Regions from separate parts of the Mus musculus genome. Here region 1 is linked to region 2. A link is a loop called in an ENCODE intact Hi-C map of the cell type or tissue named here. Cell type or tissue: left cerebral cortex. All regions are shown on one strand. Each heading gives the region's core, and the rest is flanking DNA. Links, peaks and the distances in the headings are about the cores only.

Region 1 (8,333 bases), core at 215-8,214, 140 kb before region 2:
TTCCCTGCCTGACCAATCACTAATGAAGAAAATGCAGGAGAGGGAGAAGAGCCTGAGGCAACCCAGAGGCTGCCATTCTCACTTCTTTTAATTTAGGAGGGTGGAGGTGGGGGAAGCTTGTAGCAGCTAGACACTCTCCCTCCAGAGAAGGGTGTGTCCTCAAATTCATATCAGAAGATGGCCTAGTTGGCCATCATTGGGAAGAGAGGCCCCTTGGTCTTACAAACTTTATATGCCTCAGTACAGGGGAACTCCAGGGCCAAGAACTGGGAGTGGGTGGTTAGGGGAGTGGGGGGGGGGGTAAGGGGTACTTTTGGGATAGCATTTGAAATGTAAATGAAGAAAATACCTAATTAAATTTAAAAAAAAAAAAGCAAGTTCCACCTTGCCAGGCATGGTGGCTCATGCCTTTAATGCAAGCAGAGGCAGGTTGAATTCTGAGTTCAAGGCCAGCCTGGTCTACAAAATGAGTTCCAAGACAGCCAGGGAAATACAGAGAAACCCTGTCTCAAAAAAAAAAAAAAAAAAAGAAAGAAAGAAAGAAAGAAAGAAAGAAAGAAAGAAAGAAAGAAAGTAAGAAAGTAAGTTCCATTGTCACCACAGTGGATGCCCAGAAGAACCAGGTGTCCTCACAGGGTTATGACCCTAGCATTTGACTCTTACTCCTCTAATCTCTCATCCAACCTTGCCACGACATTGGGTGGCAAAGCTCTCAGACATTAATCATTAAAGGATAAATCTACCCTTGGTGCCTGATCAATCCTGATTTCAGCCAACATATTCCTGATCTTGTTTCTCTTGTAGAAAACTGACAGAACTCTCTCATTAGAAGACATCAGAGTTGATATCTGGTTTTCCTCCACTTAAAACACCAAGGTGGTATGCACACCCATCTCATTCCATGGCCAAGTTCTAACAGGCTGGCCTGAGCTCTGAGCACTTCCTGGTGTTTGGATTTACAATGCAACATTTCAGACTGTCACCCTATTGGGTAACTCTCTAAAGTCTGCCTCCCCATCCACAAGGAGCACTCACTATACTATCACATAAGAAACATTGCTGAGTCAGCTTGTCCCAGACAAGAAGGGGTTGAGGCTCTGCTGGGGTTCATTTCCCTGGGCTTCTCTGTAATCATCAGGGAACAGTTTTAGAAGCTGCTGGTTGTTGTTCTGTGTGGGAGTAAAGGAAGATATTTCACACCCAAATGAAATGACTTGATTGTAAAGCAGGGTCTACTGAGAGTTCTGCTTACAGTCATGGATGAGAGTCACCAAAACCCAAAGCACTCTTGGGCTGGACCAGGTTAAGTATTGATGTAATAAAGTAGGCTTAATGAGTGCTTGCTTCCTTCCCATAAGCCCCAAGCCTTGGACTGCCTGGGATGTGGCTCAGCCTAAAGGTCCATTTTTCTGAATGCTGGGGTTGCAGGCTTCTGTATTCATCCTGGACTCTGAGTGTTTCTGGGAAATGCTGCAAACTTGAAGCTTGCAGCGACAGATACTTCAGTACTTTAACTCACCAAAGACCAGTAGAAGACAGTGGGTGGTATTTGGAAAGATTAGAGATGTAAGAAATGAAAATCAAGTTCTTAAAGCATGGACATGGCCTGAACCATAAGCTGGGTAAACACACCAACAGAGACCTGATACAGTAACCTGTTGCTGGGATGTGCACATCACCAGTACTGAGTCACAGGGATAAATAGGACCTGTGAAAAACATATATGAGGAACTTGGACTCATTGCCCAGAGACATGTGCAGGAGACCCAGGCAAGACTTCACAGGGAAGGCAGATAACTTTTTAAAATATGCCACACCTTTAAAAGTGTCCTCAGGTATTTCAGGCAAAAGGATTTTTGAGAGGCACCAAGCAACGGTATTTGTGTTCTTCCTTGGTGTAATGAATGGAGTGTGAATTGACCCCTGAAGCCAAGATCACAGTCTGGTGGCTCCCTCACATCCACCATGCACAGACAGTGGCTGCTCTCCATGGGGGACATCAGCACCTTTCTACCTTCAGCCCAGGACAGGGCATCCCTGCCTCATATCACATGTGGACCAGGAATCCTGCAGCCATCTTTTCAGAAGCCCTGAGCAGTTAACTCTCCTCACCAGGTTCTGTGCTTCCAACATTAAAGTACCTGGTACTTCCTACATTGTGGGATCTTCTTTTTCCCAACTCCTATCCTGGTTTCACTCCCTAACTCTAGATGGGAAAAAAAGGGAAAGATAGAGGAGAGAGAAAGATAGAGGATCCTGAATCTAATTTATTTCTTTAGGTTTGACTACTCACAGACCACACCCAGGAAACCCTGTCCTGCCCCGTATAAAACAAGCAACAATACCTCCAACTATCAGGGTCCTACTATTCATATGTCCTCTGAAAAGTTCCCAGAATTCCAAAGGTCACACAATCACAGCAACTGTCTGCAGCTGGCAAAACCATGCCTCTGCTAGAGCACAAGGCAAATCACAGTCAGCTGCTGTGGACAGTCTGAAGCAGCCCCATATCTCTGGGATTAAAAACTAAAACATATTCTCATATTTCTGTTTTTAAAGAAATTAAAATGCCAAAATTACTGCTACACTAGTTTCTTCATCTTACCACCAGGCCACCTGACAAAGTGGATTGACACAGGACAGCATGTAATTCTCCAGAAGTTAGTCAATACAGAATAAATCCACCCAAGTCCTTCACCACTCTCCTGTCTTACATCCTCATTTTCAAGGACTCTAACCTTCTCACTTCCATCCAAGAACTATTCCCATGACCCACTGCTCCCACAAAGGGCACAGTTCACATCTTTTTCCAATCCCAGAGAACGGCTATGGCAACCCATTTCATTTCACTTCCAGCCTCCATATCTAACAAGTTGCAGTTGAGCTCTGGACAGTGTCTGATGCCTTGGACCCTGGTGCAATCACTGCATGTGATCTCAGAGCTTTGATTTGAAGTGTGCCATTAAAAAGGCTCACTGTTGAGAGCTTCGGCCCCACCTGGTGGCACTATTGAGTCAGTGGATGGTGAAGGGGCTGACTCTCCACAGGTACATTTATACTTGCCTGTCCTTTAAGGAATAGCCACTTCCTGATATCCTCTCTGCCATAATGTTCCTGCTTTGCCAAAGGCCTAAAGAACATGGAACCTGCCTACAATGAGCTGGTGCTTCTTAAATCACGAGTCAAACTAAAACTTCCCTGCTTTAACCTATGTCTCTTAGAAACTTGTCACAGCAGTGAAATGTCTGTTTAGTAAAATTTAAGTCTCTCTTCCCATTCTTAAGAGGGACCCAGTGCATGATGAATATACATGATGGCTAGGACAATACAAAAGGAAACCTCAAGCCACCATTGGCTCCCTCCTATGGTTCATACACTGCAAAGCTATAGTGACTGGATACAATATTGGCAGGTGCTTGTTGCCATCACAGATGGGATTAGCTAGAAGAAACACAAACTCAAGAACCATTGATGTGATTCTACGAGGGAACTTTTCAGAATTCTATATCTACTATAAAGAAAGAAGCTACATAGTTTGGGGGCATCCAGAGGAAAGAAAAAGAACAGGGAGGAGGGTATTGAGGACTGCAAAGTACAGGATCTCAGGACTGGAGAAGAGTAAAACTCTGTGAGGAGCCAGAGGAAAGAAAGTGAGTGTGCTGGTTGCTGGAAACATTCTGGAAAACATGTTCAGAGGGCCAAGAGCTGCAACTTGTGTCCCTAAGGCCTGCAAGAGGACTGTGACCCACAAATTTTCCACCTACTGCAGCTTCTTCCTCAGCAAGGAGGGAATTACAAGAGGTGGGGTGGCACAGCCCCACTGTGTTCTTAATAGGGGTGGAGGGGCAGCTGGAGTGGTCAGCCTGAACCCATGGTTGTGCACAGAGAGAGTGAATTAAAAACACTGCCTGATCTCCAGCCATGTGAACGCAGGAAACAAACACGTCCACCAGGGGGCGAGCAACAGTAGCAGAGAGAAGGCTCCCAGATCTGAGGATCATCCAGAACTGCAGTGGGAGGAGGATGCCCTGGGAACAGCAAGAGGGCTCCATTTGCACTTCATTACCACAGTAGTGCTTTAGTCGTATATTAACCAGGAAAAAGAACAGGGAACAACTCTTTACTCCTTTTCATATTCCTAAGACACAAAAGGTTAAAAGAAGAAAGTAAAATTAGTTAAGTTGGGATTAAACAGATGGCTCAGCACTTGCTGTTCTTGCAGAGGAACTGAGTTGTGTTCTCAGGATCCTCATCAGGTGTCTCCAACTCCAGGGGATGCATCGCCCTCTTCTGGCCTCTGTGGGCACTGCACCACAGTCTCTATTCCTCTCTTCTCTCTCTCTCTCTCTCTCTTTCTCTCTCTCTCTCTCTCTCTCTCTCTCTCTCTCTCTCTCTCTCTGTCTCTCCCCCTCTCTCCCTGAAAAATTTTCTCTTGGAAAAAAGTTATTTCTAAAAGTTAAAAAAATGAGAAAATGGAAAAAGGTCATATTTAGAATATACCAAGAGACTTCACAATTTAAAAGTAAGTTAAACAACAAATGTCAACATAAGAGTTGATGAGTTTCCTGTCTGAAGATGTGCTCAGTAACTTGGAAAGAGCTGTAGAAAGCATCGTCAGTCATAAAAAAGTGGCAAACCATAACTGGGATGAGATTCAACAGAAAAATTCCAATGGCTAAACAGAAAATGTGCTAATAACACACGTTAATGAGAAATGAGTAATTGAATCTCATATAAACCACTCTCAGGTATAAAATAGTCCAACTGCTTTAGAAAATAGCTTGGTAATTTATTATGGAAACTTGGGGTTCAGGAATCCCAATTTTAGGCATTTACCCTGGAAGATGGAAAAACGATAGCCTGTGGAAAACCAAAAAGAGGTATTTGACAAAGCAGCCACAACTTGCTTGGGAAGGGGACCTGTAGTGGAAGGGACTCTATCACAACACAGGATACTGACGGGTGACAGTGAATCTGAGCAAATGCAAGGAACATGTGCATGCCACAATCACAAGATAACACCATTGTTGGTACCATGGGCATGTGGAAGTACATCTACTCTGGGTAGATAGATAGATAGATAGATAGATAGACAGACAGACTTTTAGATAGATAGATAGATAGATAAATGATAGATACACTTATAGATAGATAGATAGATAGATAGATAGACTTATAGATAGATAGATAGATAGATAGATAGATAGATAGATAGATAGATAGATTAGATAGATAAGCAAGCTTCGCAGGCTGGAAAGAAATACAACTCCTGTCTTTTAGCTGATACAATCTTCCATTTAGAAAAATCCTAAGACATCTGCAACAAATTTCAACCATAAATAAATACAGCAAGATTAAAAAAATACATCATTTATATGAAAAGTGAACCATATTTCTAGTAATATAAAATTCAAACTTAAGCTAAGATAATCTTATTTAAAACTAAAATATGTTGGCCAGAGACAGCACAACAGTTAAGAGCACTTGCTATTCTTCCAGATGATTAGACTTGGGGACCAAGTAACTATGTCAGGTGGCTCAAAATTGCCAGTTACTTCAGCTCCAGGGATTCTACACCCTCTTCTGGCCTCTGATGGCACCCACACATACATGCACATAACTCCACACCAACACATGAACAAACACTCATACAATATCATAGTGATAGGTTGAAAACATAAGCCTTAAAAGAGAAGAACCTAGGAAATATATTAAAGAAGACCAAAGCACTCAGAACAAAATCCCACATTGACAGAACAGAGCTGGTAACACTGTTAGGATGAATCACAAGAAAACTAGGGGGACTGGCTCCCTGGGGAGTGTGCTGACAGCAACAGGGCTGACAACTGGAGCTCAGATCTCTAGAAGCAACATATAGCAGATGTGGATGCATGCATCTGTAACTCCAGCACACCTACAGAGAGATGGGAGGCAGAGACAAAAGAATCCATAAGGCTATTGGCCCATCTAGCCTGACTCCACAGCAATGAACAACTGTCAACCCTGTTTCAAACAAAGGCACAAGGTTGTGTTCTGACCACCACATAAGCTCTCCTGTACCTGCACGCAACTACAAAAATACACATGCATGCACGCACATACACATCTCCCTCACACTTACACACATACAAAGAAACTATAAAGGAATATAAAGTAAGTATATCATATGCAGAGGACATCTCAAATTTTCTTTCTTTAAACTCACTTATAAGAGTAAGATAAAAAGATACTTTGGGGAGAGATTTATATTTAGAATGCATATATTCTACGTGCATTAGAACTCAGCCACAACTACAGAAGCAATTTTGAGACATGCAATGGCCTTGGTGTCCTCCCCACAAAAGACATGCAAGTATCCAATAGGCATTTGAAGAGATGGTGACTATCAAGCCATTATGGAAATGAAAATAAAAACTATGAGAAACCATTCATGCCTGCTAGGATAGCCTCAATTTCTAGGTGGAAAATAACAAGTATTAACAAAGAGGTTGAACAAGTGGAATCTTTTGATCACTAATCATAAATATTTAGTGAGAATATAAAATAGTGACAAAACTGAAAGAAATTTTAGGTCTTTCGTAATTTAAACATACAGTTGTTATGAGGCCCAGCAATTCCACTCTTGAACATATATTCAAAAGCACCAAAATTGTATTCAAAGCCTTGTACCAAAGTGTTCCTGACAGCACTGTTCTGAATAATGGTAACTACTCATATTATGTAAACTCTTACACCATTAAACTGATAAAATGCGAGATATTCATACCCATAATAATAGTCACAAAAGTGAAGTACATGCTACAACATGGATAAACCTTTAAAACATACTAAGAAAGTTGGCACAAAAGATCTCAAATTCTACTTTAAATTTCCAGTATAGGCAAGTCCATGGAGATGGCAGGGTAAAGGTTGTCCAGGCTTATGGTTATGGGATGTCATTAGGAAACGAACGGGAATTGTTGTAACTGTCGACCAATATGAACATAAAAACATTATACATAAACTTACCTAGCTGGTAGTTTTAAACTACAGACCTGACACAACCTAAATTCACCTGAGAAGGGAGTCTCTCCACTGAGGGATCACTTAGGGCAGACTGGTCTATGGGCTTGCTTATGGGAGATGTCCTTGATGCTCAGTTGCTGTGGGGGTGGGTGCTGGGCTCACTGTGAACACACTGCTCTCTGGGCAGGTGGCCTCAGCTGTGTGAGAAAACTACTTCAGCCTGAGCCTGAGTGAGGCAGCAAGCAGCTTCTTCACAGGGGGTCTGCCTGGCCCTTCCTGCTTGAGTTCTTGTCCTGACTCCACTCAAGTCTGTGACCTGCAAGAGTAAGCCAAAGAAATCCTTCCCTTCTCTAAACTGCTTCTGGTCAGCGTGTTTTATCAGGCAACAGACAGGAAACTAGAACAACAACAACCCCAAAATCACTAAGCTGTAGTCATTAAAAGAGTAAGTATATCTATCATATGCAAACAAAATCTGAAGTTTTCTTCCTTTAAACTCACTTATAGGAGAAAGATAAAAAAATATGCAAAACAATTTGAGAAATTTAAAAGTCACTCCTCTGATCTGGTATTGCCTAAATTATTAGCTAAATCTCAAGCTATTTAGACACTGATGTAGAATTTTGCCTGGGAGCCTGGACTTCGTCCAGCCTTTATAACTGATTAACAGAAAATGGCAGCCCAATTGTTTCCTAACCTCCAAGGAGAGAAGGCAAACACTGAGGGAAGCCACAGATCACAGGCAGTGTGTGCACTGCATTAAAGAGTTGCTTCCAAAAGTGCCTGCTAAGGATGAGTCAGCATTTGTGGGGAGGGGAATAGGGAGGACACTGTACTTAAACCCAACCCAGGCTTTATTTTCTTTGCAATGTTCTATCCTCTCTCCCCTTTCTTCTGTGCTACTCTTCCCTCCTTCCCTCTCCTCCTCCCTTCTGTGCTCTCCCTCATCCTCCCATTTCCCTTTTCTCTCCCTCCCAGGCTGTCCTTGAATCCATCATCCAACCCCTCAACTTTCCAGAGTGTCCAGAGTGCTCAGATTAGAGATTTGTGCCCTTACAAGACCTTGATCTTCTTATACACAAAGCAAGAGAACCAACCAACCTTCCTTCCTTCCTTCCTTCCTTCCTTCCTTCCTTCCTTCCTTCCTCCCTCCCTTCCTTCCTTCCTTCCTTCTTTCCTTCCTTCCTACCCTTTTCTCTCTTTACATCTTTCTTTCCTTTGCTTCTGTTTTCTAACTGTGATGGGAATTGAACTCATACCCTCACATGTGCTTGGCAAACAGGAGTGTACCCCACTTAGCTACATCCCAAGACGGGATCACCCATAGA
Region 2 (8,333 bases), core at 52-8,051:
CATAACAAAGAGGCCAGGCTGTCCTAGGTTGCTTTCTATTGCAGTGATGAACACCACCAGTAAAAGCAACGTGGGGAGAAAAGGGTTCATTTCAGACAGCTCACAGTTCATCACGAACTCAAGGCAGGGCAGCAACTCAAGGCAGGGACTAGAGGCAGAACCTGAAGTGGAGGCCATGGAGAAACCCTGCTCTCTGGCTTGTTCCCTCTGGGTCACTCAGTTTGTTTTTTATACAACCCAGGTCCACCTTCCCAAGGTTGGCACCACCCATAGTGGGCTGGGTCCTCCCACATTAATCATTCATCAAGAAAATGTCCCCACACTTGCCTCCAGGCCAATCTTATAGAGGTATTCTCTCAGCATCTGTTCCCTCTTTCCATGTGACCCTAGCTTGTGTCCCGTTTACAAACAAAACAAAATAAAGTACAAAAACAAACAACCTACCAAGAAAAAAAAAAAGTAATCAAAACCTAACTAACAAGCACATGGGTGTAAGGGGATATAGCTGCCCAGAGGGAAGCCACCTATGCCTGTGGATCTTGGCTTACAGTGTTGAGTTTTGGTCAGGGAATAAAAGTTTAAGGTATAGCTGTGATTTTTAAATAGGAGGATAAAGTACCATAAGACAGAAAGAGATATGGCCAGGAAAGCAAAGTGAAGGGGAGGTTGCTAAAAAGCAAAGTGGTCCTCCACCTGGAGTACTGAGAGCTGTGTACTCTCCCAGTCCATTTCCTGGCCCAGACCCCTTATTCCTAGCCAATGGTCATCTCCAGTCCTTTCCTCCCAACACTTCCTCAGCGTTCTAGCCACACCAGCCTCCCTCAAATGTTCCAAAGACAAATCCCTTGGACTGATGGTCACTTGGACTCTGCCACCCTCAACCCCCATCACCCTCCATCTTTATTCCTGTTCTCCATCTCTTAAACTCTCAGCTGAAATAAAAATTAGATTTCACCTGTTTCCTTCATTCACATCCTGATAGAGGTTGGAGGAGACGAGGGAGATACAAATGGGGTCTGTGCAAAGGATGGGAAGTAACCTATCCGAAGAGCTCCAGCAGGACAGACAGTTTTGTGTGCATACATGCTTGCATGGTTATATATAAACTACTTAAGGTGGATTGAAGGCGATGTAAGAAGGTTCACAGAACGTAGAGCATTTTCACAAGTTTTGTATCAGAGATATACTTTGAAGAGGAAAAACTGTTTTAAGGTTCTTTTGTTATCCTAGAGCAGAGACTATATAAATACATACTCCACTTAAATGGTGAAAGCTCTAACAGAATGTGGCTCCAACGCTTTTTGCAGGCAGCAATAAATACAAATTTTAACTTGTAAGCCGTCTGGAAAAAGAGCAGTATAACTACCCATAAATCTCCGCGTGGCGCGACGCACCCTGGGAAGTGTAGTCGCATCTGGGGTGGGGGTGGGTGGTTGGAAATCACTTTCCAGAGACACGGCCTCCTCGGCATGGCGGTGCCCGTTCGGAGCGAGTTCGTTTACTCTGTGCTGTGGCCGGGGCGGGGGTCTGGGCTATAGGCAGTAAGTGGGGCTGGGGAACTGGGCGCAGGGAGGGACGAGGGCAGCGTAGGGACGACGCCGGCGGCCTGGGGAGAGACGCCGGGCCTCTGCTGGCAGCGCGTCAGGGGTCGGGCCGCGGGGACGCGCGCCTGGTCGCGCTCCTGGGCGCTGGGCGGCTTGGTGGGCGGCAAGGCCTCTGGAGCGGCGTGACGGGAAGCCAGCCCGCGAGCTAGCTCGAGGCCTGCCTCGCGAGTTCCATTTCTTGAGCTTTTGTTCAGAGGACTGTGTTGGGAAGGAAGAAAACTGCATTTTGGCCATTCCTATCACTTAAGAGAGTGTTCTCAGCGTTTTACCCCAAATGTCCCTTCCCCACACAAGAAACAGAACAGATTCCCGCAGGTCCCCACTTCTGCAGTTGGATTCCTGGGTATGTTTTGGAAGGCCATTGGACTCCATGGCTCTAATGACCAGAGTTTTTCTTCCTCAAGGTACTTACTCCTGGCTCTCTAGTTTAGGGCCAAAGTGCTGAAACTACTGTCAAGATTAATGTGATAGGGTTAAGTCACTGAAACGCTGTGATCTGGTACTGTGTATGAAGGGATGGGGGAAGCTGAGATTTCATAATTGATGAAGGCTCCTCCCCTTCTCTCCCCCCCCCCCTCATTTAGTGATGTGGAATCCAAGAATAGTTATCGGTTCTTGTGGGTCAAGCCCTTTGTACTCAGTAACCTTTCTTTTGTCATGTGACTGGTTTAATTTACCTATGAAAAATACGCAGCCCCATTTTACATAGAAGTAAATGTTAGCTAAAATAACTTGTCCAGGATCACACAGGTTAATCAGGACCCCGTGTAGGTAGGAAAGACAAGTCAGGTCTCGCTTTCTCCAAAACACAAACTACTGTGTTTTCTGAAGAACGATTTAACAAAACAGCTACGCTCGAATAATAAGAGAAAATTGGGGGTGGAGGTACATTTAAAGAATGGAAACATTTATGTAACATATTTTCTTTAAAGGATAGCGTTTAGTTCCACCATGTTTGGGAACCTATTTGAAGAGGATTATTCCAGTGTGTCAAGTAGTCAGTATGGAAGAGGGAAGAAATTAAAGACTAAAGGTTTGGAGCCGCCTGCCCCTAGAGAATTCACCAATTTAAGTGGAATCAGAAATCAGGGTGGAACCTGTTACCTCAGCTCCCTTCTTCAGACGCTTCATTTCACACCTGAATTCAGAGGTATGCTATGTGACATGCATTTGAATAATATGTACCGTGGGCTTTATATGTAATTAGTTATGAAAAAAACATAAAAGAAAACGAATCTTAAGGTGGATTCAACAATATGTGTTTCATTGTTGCAAAGAAAGACATATATTTGCCGTTCTCTGAAGAAAATTATGAAGCTTACCATTTAAAAAATCTATTCTGTGTAGTGATGTAGTGTTTCATAACAACAGCAGCAAAAACAAGGCAAGGTATTTCTAATTCCCATAATTTGAAATACAACATAAAGAGAATTCTCTCATCTTTCTCCAGAGTAACGGTCACTTAAGACAGGGTTACACATGCAGCTTGACTTCTGCAGTGGGAAAAGTTGTCACATTATTTATACACATCCATAGTTACATATCTGCATTTCTGAGATTCAGAGAACTCTGATTCTGAGCTGATCTGTACTGAATTTGTTTGGCCTCAGAAGCTAACCTGGCTGAGGCTTCTTGGGAGTTTTAGTTCTCTCAGGAGTATGAACACTAATATATTCACAACAGGAATGTTAATCTGTTTAGTTAGCATTGTCTGCCCCAGACCTTGATAGGAATGAAAAATAGTGTACAGACACCTCCTTCATCACTCAAAAACCTGGAAATTATGAATTTCAAAGACCCAAAGGAATTGAAGTAAGGAGCTTTGTAAAGGAAACAGAAACAAAAACCTACACAGATTAGCTGTATTAGACGGCTGTGGTGAGTTACCGAGATGACAGACTATTTCTCCAGAAACCACATGCTGGAAGCCAGGCAGTCTTCACCAAAGCCTTTATTTCTTGCCTATTTCTCAACATGTTTGTCCCATTCCCATCTCTACACTCCAGCTTCCTTCATTGGCATCTCTGTGTCCTTTGATTCCAGCATGAGCCTTGTTTGACCTGTGCATGATCCGGATTGGGGGGGGGGCGGTGTCCAAATATTCATGAATATGTAGCTCATGTCTATTCTGACGACAGTCTGGTTTGGCTTGTACTTAAATGCCGAGTTCTCACTACCACACCGTTTATCAGATCTCTGGAATGTTCTGTTTCTCTGAGCTAGACTTATTTTTCTAGCGATTTAGGACATATTTACTGTTGTCCACATCTAGTGTGCCATTCTAATGCAGTGAACTGACAGATTTCAGAGTGGTATCTTGTGTCCTTGACCTCAGCCTCTATATAAAGTTGCCTCCTGATAGTAATTCTACTCTTCAGAATTTTCAGCATTACTAAGCAGTAATGAAGAAGGATATAGACCTTCCAGGTTTTAATAGGGTTGAAGTTAAAAGGCAACTTAAAGTAAAGGCAACTTAAAGTAAAAAAAAAAAAAAAAAGAAAAAAAAAGAAAAAAAATAGCCTTAAGAACAGACTTGAGAGCATGTAGGAGGTGGAGCAAGAGAAGGGTCCCAAGTTCAAAACCACATGAGACTAACCCTCTCTCAAAACAAAATGAAGAAAAAGAAACTGAATAGTAGCTATATGGCACACACCTGTAGTCTCACACACAGGAGATTAAGGCAGGAAGATTAAAAGTCTAAGGCTGGCCTGGGCTATCTAGTGAGACTGTCTCAAAACCCCAAAAAGAGAAAGAGAAGGGGGGGGGGGAATCAAAGTAGATCATGGAGAATACCAGGAGCTTGAGAGGAATAGACAAGTCCTTCCCCGTCTCTTTTAGTATGGAGTACAGTTTATTTAGGGCAATGGGTGGGGGGGAGGATTGAGGGAGTAGAGAGAGAAGAGGAGTAGAGGCAGGCCATGAGCATGTGGAGAGAACGTGGAGGGGGATGGGAGGGAGGGAGAGGGTAAGGGGAGCAAGAGCAAGCAGAGAAGAGAAGAGAAGAGAGCAAGAGCCGTAAGCTTCTCGCATGTCTTCAAGCACGTAGTTTGGCACTGGATGCAGTGTGCACTCTGCATGGTTCAGCATGGTCCTGCCGTGGAAGAGAGGAGCAGGTATAATCTGGAAAGAGTAAGGAGGAACAGATACTGAAAGAGGGAAACGGGGATGTTTTGTGTAAATGTCCTTTGTGGGGAGTGGTGTTCCATTCTATTTCCAGTACATTGCAGTGCGGAACAGTGGGAGGCTAGACTAGAAATGAGTGGTTTTGTTCCTTACCCTGTAGGCTTTTCTGCAGAGTAGGCACCAATGTTCTTCAGTAAAGAGATCTATTCACTCCGTTTATCACTTACCTCAGTGGAATGTGTCAAAACACTGGAGGCCAGTGCTGGGGCTGACAACTTCATTTTCAAGTAAGGTCATTGCCATGTCTTACTACTTGCATAGAAAGACATTTACACACCAAAAAAGGGAGGTGGGAAGGGTCTCAAGGTAGAAGACGTCCAGCCTGGTCCATAACTTGAATGGTTGGTTAGCAGCCTCACATGTGACATTTTTCTGTCTTCTGTGACTCCTCATAGCTTTTGAATCCCATAGCCAAAGACAGTGAAAACCAATCTTTTTTTTTTTTTTTTAATGCTTATAGGGTTTTTTTTTAAGGGGGTGGCGCAGTGTTAGGTATGGACTCTACCCTTAAACTACACCTTAGTCTTTGGATTTTTTTGAGGCAAAATCTTATAGAGACCAAGTTGGCCTTGATCTCAAGATCCTTCTGCCTCTGCCTCAGGAATATAGTGCTAGAGGATGTCCCATAATGCTCTGCCTGCTTATGTTTTTATGTTCTGTGGATCTGTCATACTGAAGTGTCACTTGATATCTGTCCTTAGATCTGGTGGACAGAAATCTTAAAAGAATTTGAAATGTATAGATAAAGGAGATAAATATTGCCTTAGTCACTTCTAAGTCTTTTGCTGATATTGCTTAATGAGGGTCTTGACTTCTTAAACAGTTTCCTAAGAAGAAGCCGTATCACTTACATATCTAACTCTCCTTTTTTGTTTAGAAGCTTTATTTTCTCTTGGTCCGGAAGAGCTGGGTTCTTTAGAGGATAAAGATAAACCTGATGCAAAGGTACTAAATGTATAATTTATTGGGTCTCTTAGAATATTTGGGACTTGTTTAGGGTTTTTGCATGTGTTTGTGTGTTGTGTGCATGCCTGTGCAAATACATGTTTGCTGGGGGAAAGTGTGCACATGTGTGCATGTGAGCATACAGGTGTGTGTATGTGCATGTACAGGCCAGGGGTTGATGTCCTCCCTCCATCATGCTCCACCTTATTTATTCATTGAGGTAGGATCTCTCTCTTGTACTGTTTCAGCTCTCTCCCTAACCCAGTTGTCCCTGTGATCCTGACTGCCTCCTGAGAACTGAGATTAAGGCAGGCCACCACACCCACCCAGCATTTAAGTGGGTACTTAGGGATTTGAACTCCAATGCTCATTCTTTTTTGTTTTGTTTTGTTTTGTTTTTTGGGGGGTGTTTGTTTGTTTGGTTGGTTGATTGGTTGGTTTTTCGAGACAGGGTTTCTCTGTATAGCCCTGGCTGTCCTGGAACTCACTTTGTAGACCAGGCTAGCCTCAAACTCAGAAATCTGCCTGCCTCTGCCTCCCGAGTGCTGGGATTAAAGGCGTGCGCCACCACGCCCGGCTTCCAATGCTCATTCTTATGTGGCAAGCACTTTATCCACTGCAGCTATCTCCCTAGTCCAGGAAATGTTTTTTAAGGAAAGAATTAAGTACTTTATTCATAGAAAACATTTATTACAAAGTATCATCTTCATTGACAATGGCTTGCCTCATAATTAGCAATGAAATTTTCTCCACAAAAGAATAGCTTTTCCAACTACCATGCTGCTATTGCTGCTATTATAAATATGCCTGGCTTTGCTGCGCTTATTTTCAAGGCAAAGGAGAGACTTGTAAACTATCCATGCTAGCTGACTAGAACATTCATTCCGTGCACTAACTTACCATGCACCGAATACAGAGGGGAAACCCTAGAGACCAGTATTTTCTCAACTTAGTGTTCTGGAAATACATTGAAGAAAAATATAGGAGATTGTTTTGTACATTGCTGTGGTGGAATTGTTCAAAGCATAACCCTAAGCATGCTCTCCCTGCTGGAATCTCACTCAGAGGCTTCTCATTGCACTTAGGGTCTTTTCTGTGGCACACTGATGATTTGTGGTACAGGCACATGCTTCAAAAAAAGCTGTGTGGCAAGAGATGACATTAGTAGATGCCAGTTTCTATTCAGTCTGTTGCAATCAATGCTTTTGTAGTATGTATTTTTAATGTCATGGGAATATAGGATTGTCACAGGTGTTCCTGAATGCTTATTGTCCCTCTGAATCATGAAAATTGGCCTGCACACAGGGTGTGAGAGGCCCTGCTTTCTGGCCTGGAGCTAAAAAAAAAGGGAGGCAGGTGTAGGCTAGCTGCTGAGATCTCAGCAACTGAAACATGGCTACATTAACCTGGAATGTGTATGTATGGAGATATTTTAGAGGAAAAAATAAGTATGGGAATTGTATGTCTGTGATCGTTTTTGTCGTTTGCTGGAACCCATTTTAATTTTAATATTGATCTGAAAGGAGAAAACTATCCAGATCACTAAAACCTTTTGGACTGAATAGAATTTCCAAAGGACCGAATCCTAACTAGTTCTCCCTCTATAATGAGGGATTCGTGCCTTTTCTGCTGAGTGAGCCAGAAGACAGGAGAAAACCAGTCTAGAGCTTTTGAAATCCTCACTCCACTCACGAGCACTCATCTGGATATACCTCTTTCCTCAGGTTCGGATCATACCTTTGCAGTTGCAGCGCTTGTTTGCCCAGCTTCTGCTCTTGGACCAGGAGGCTGCATCTACCATAGACCTCACCGACAGCTTCGGGTGGACCAACGATGAGGTAGGAAGGCACCAGCAGGGAGGGAGATGTCTACCATCTTCACATCTTGTTTCATGTCCTTTTATTGTGTCTCAGGGCCTCAGTACTTTGGAATGCCTTCACAGGTGAGTATTTAGCGGATTACTGAGCGTAGGCTGTTTCAGCTAGCTGTGACTTGGGACCAGGAAGAATGTTGTTAATATAAGGAGAAGGGCTGGAGAGAGGGCTCAGTGGTTAAGAGCACTGACTGCTCTTCCGAAGGTCCTGAGTTCAAATCCCAGCAACCACATGGTGGCTCACAACCATCCGTAACAAGATCTGATGCCCTCTTCTGGAGTGTTTGAAAACAGCTATAGCAGTGTACTTACATATAATAAATAAACAACTCTTTAAAAAAAACACACACACACATATATATGTATATAGAGAAATACAAGAGCCGATTTTTGACATTTGTACTAAGCAATTTTTGTGTGATTCAGTTGAGCTAACATCCATGTTACTTACTGTCTAGGGGTCAAACTGCTCATCAAGTTTTCAGTCTTCAGCCTTTTTAGAAGGCTGCCCACCTTGGTGGTGTGCTTCTTGTCTGACTCTGCTGAGAATGAACTGCCATTAGATCAGCGCTTTCCCAGATCTTTTCATTTCCCCTTCTTGACCCCTGACTTTTCATTTTTCTACCCTGAACCTTGTATCTGCTATAGACCTGACTCACTGTTCAGTTTGTATTCCTAAAAGGTGTTCCACCATGTGCAAACAAACATCTGTGGTAACAGATAAGGGT

The links. Hi-C counts contacts between places; a loop is a spot of excess contacts. Peaks named below come from ENCODE experiments on the same cell type or tissue, not always from the same donor. Only the 100,000 strongest peaks of a DNase experiment are listed, where the experiment ranks them.
Region 1: a loop joins it to region 2, with 2.1 times the contacts of the local background. A loop is called at or near these places in 2 of 42 quality-filtered maps.

The regions. Positions count from the first base shown.
Region 1 is chr1:88,140,111-88,148,443 of GRCm38, reverse strand. The region is part of intron 1 of Ugt1a10 (UDP glycosyltransferase 1 family, polypeptide A10); the gene reads right to left. All of the region lies in intron 1 of Ugt1a9 (UDP glucuronosyltransferase 1 family, polypeptide A9), which reads right to left. All of the region lies in intron 1 of Ugt1a8 (UDP glucuronosyltransferase 1 family, polypeptide A8), which reads right to left. All of the region lies in intron 1 of Ugt1a7c (UDP glucuronosyltransferase 1 family, polypeptide A7C), which reads right to left. It also overlaps Ugt1a6b and Ugt1a6a. Among named protein-coding and RNA genes, the nearest start is that of Ugt1a6a, 9.5 kb to the right of the region's middle. In left cerebral cortex, for the core only: CTCF peaks have their summits at 3,033 and 3,906 (motif pointing right); DNase peaks (open chromatin) are centred at 3,968 and 4,243.
Region 2 is chr1:88,001,646-88,009,978 of GRCm38, reverse strand. It overlaps Usp40 (ubiquitin specific peptidase 40), which reads left to right and starts at 1,428. Exons shown (of 32, transcript NM_001198573.1): 1 at 1,428-1,541; 2 at 2,537-2,754; 3 at 5,665-5,732; 4 at 7,457-7,570. The coding sequence starts at 2,556. In left cerebral cortex, for the core only: no CTCF peak of the experiment used is centred there; DNase peaks (open chromatin) are centred at 1,439, 1,655, 2,362 and 4,828; H3K4me3 peaks cover 1,548 bases; H3K27ac peaks cover 1,385 bases.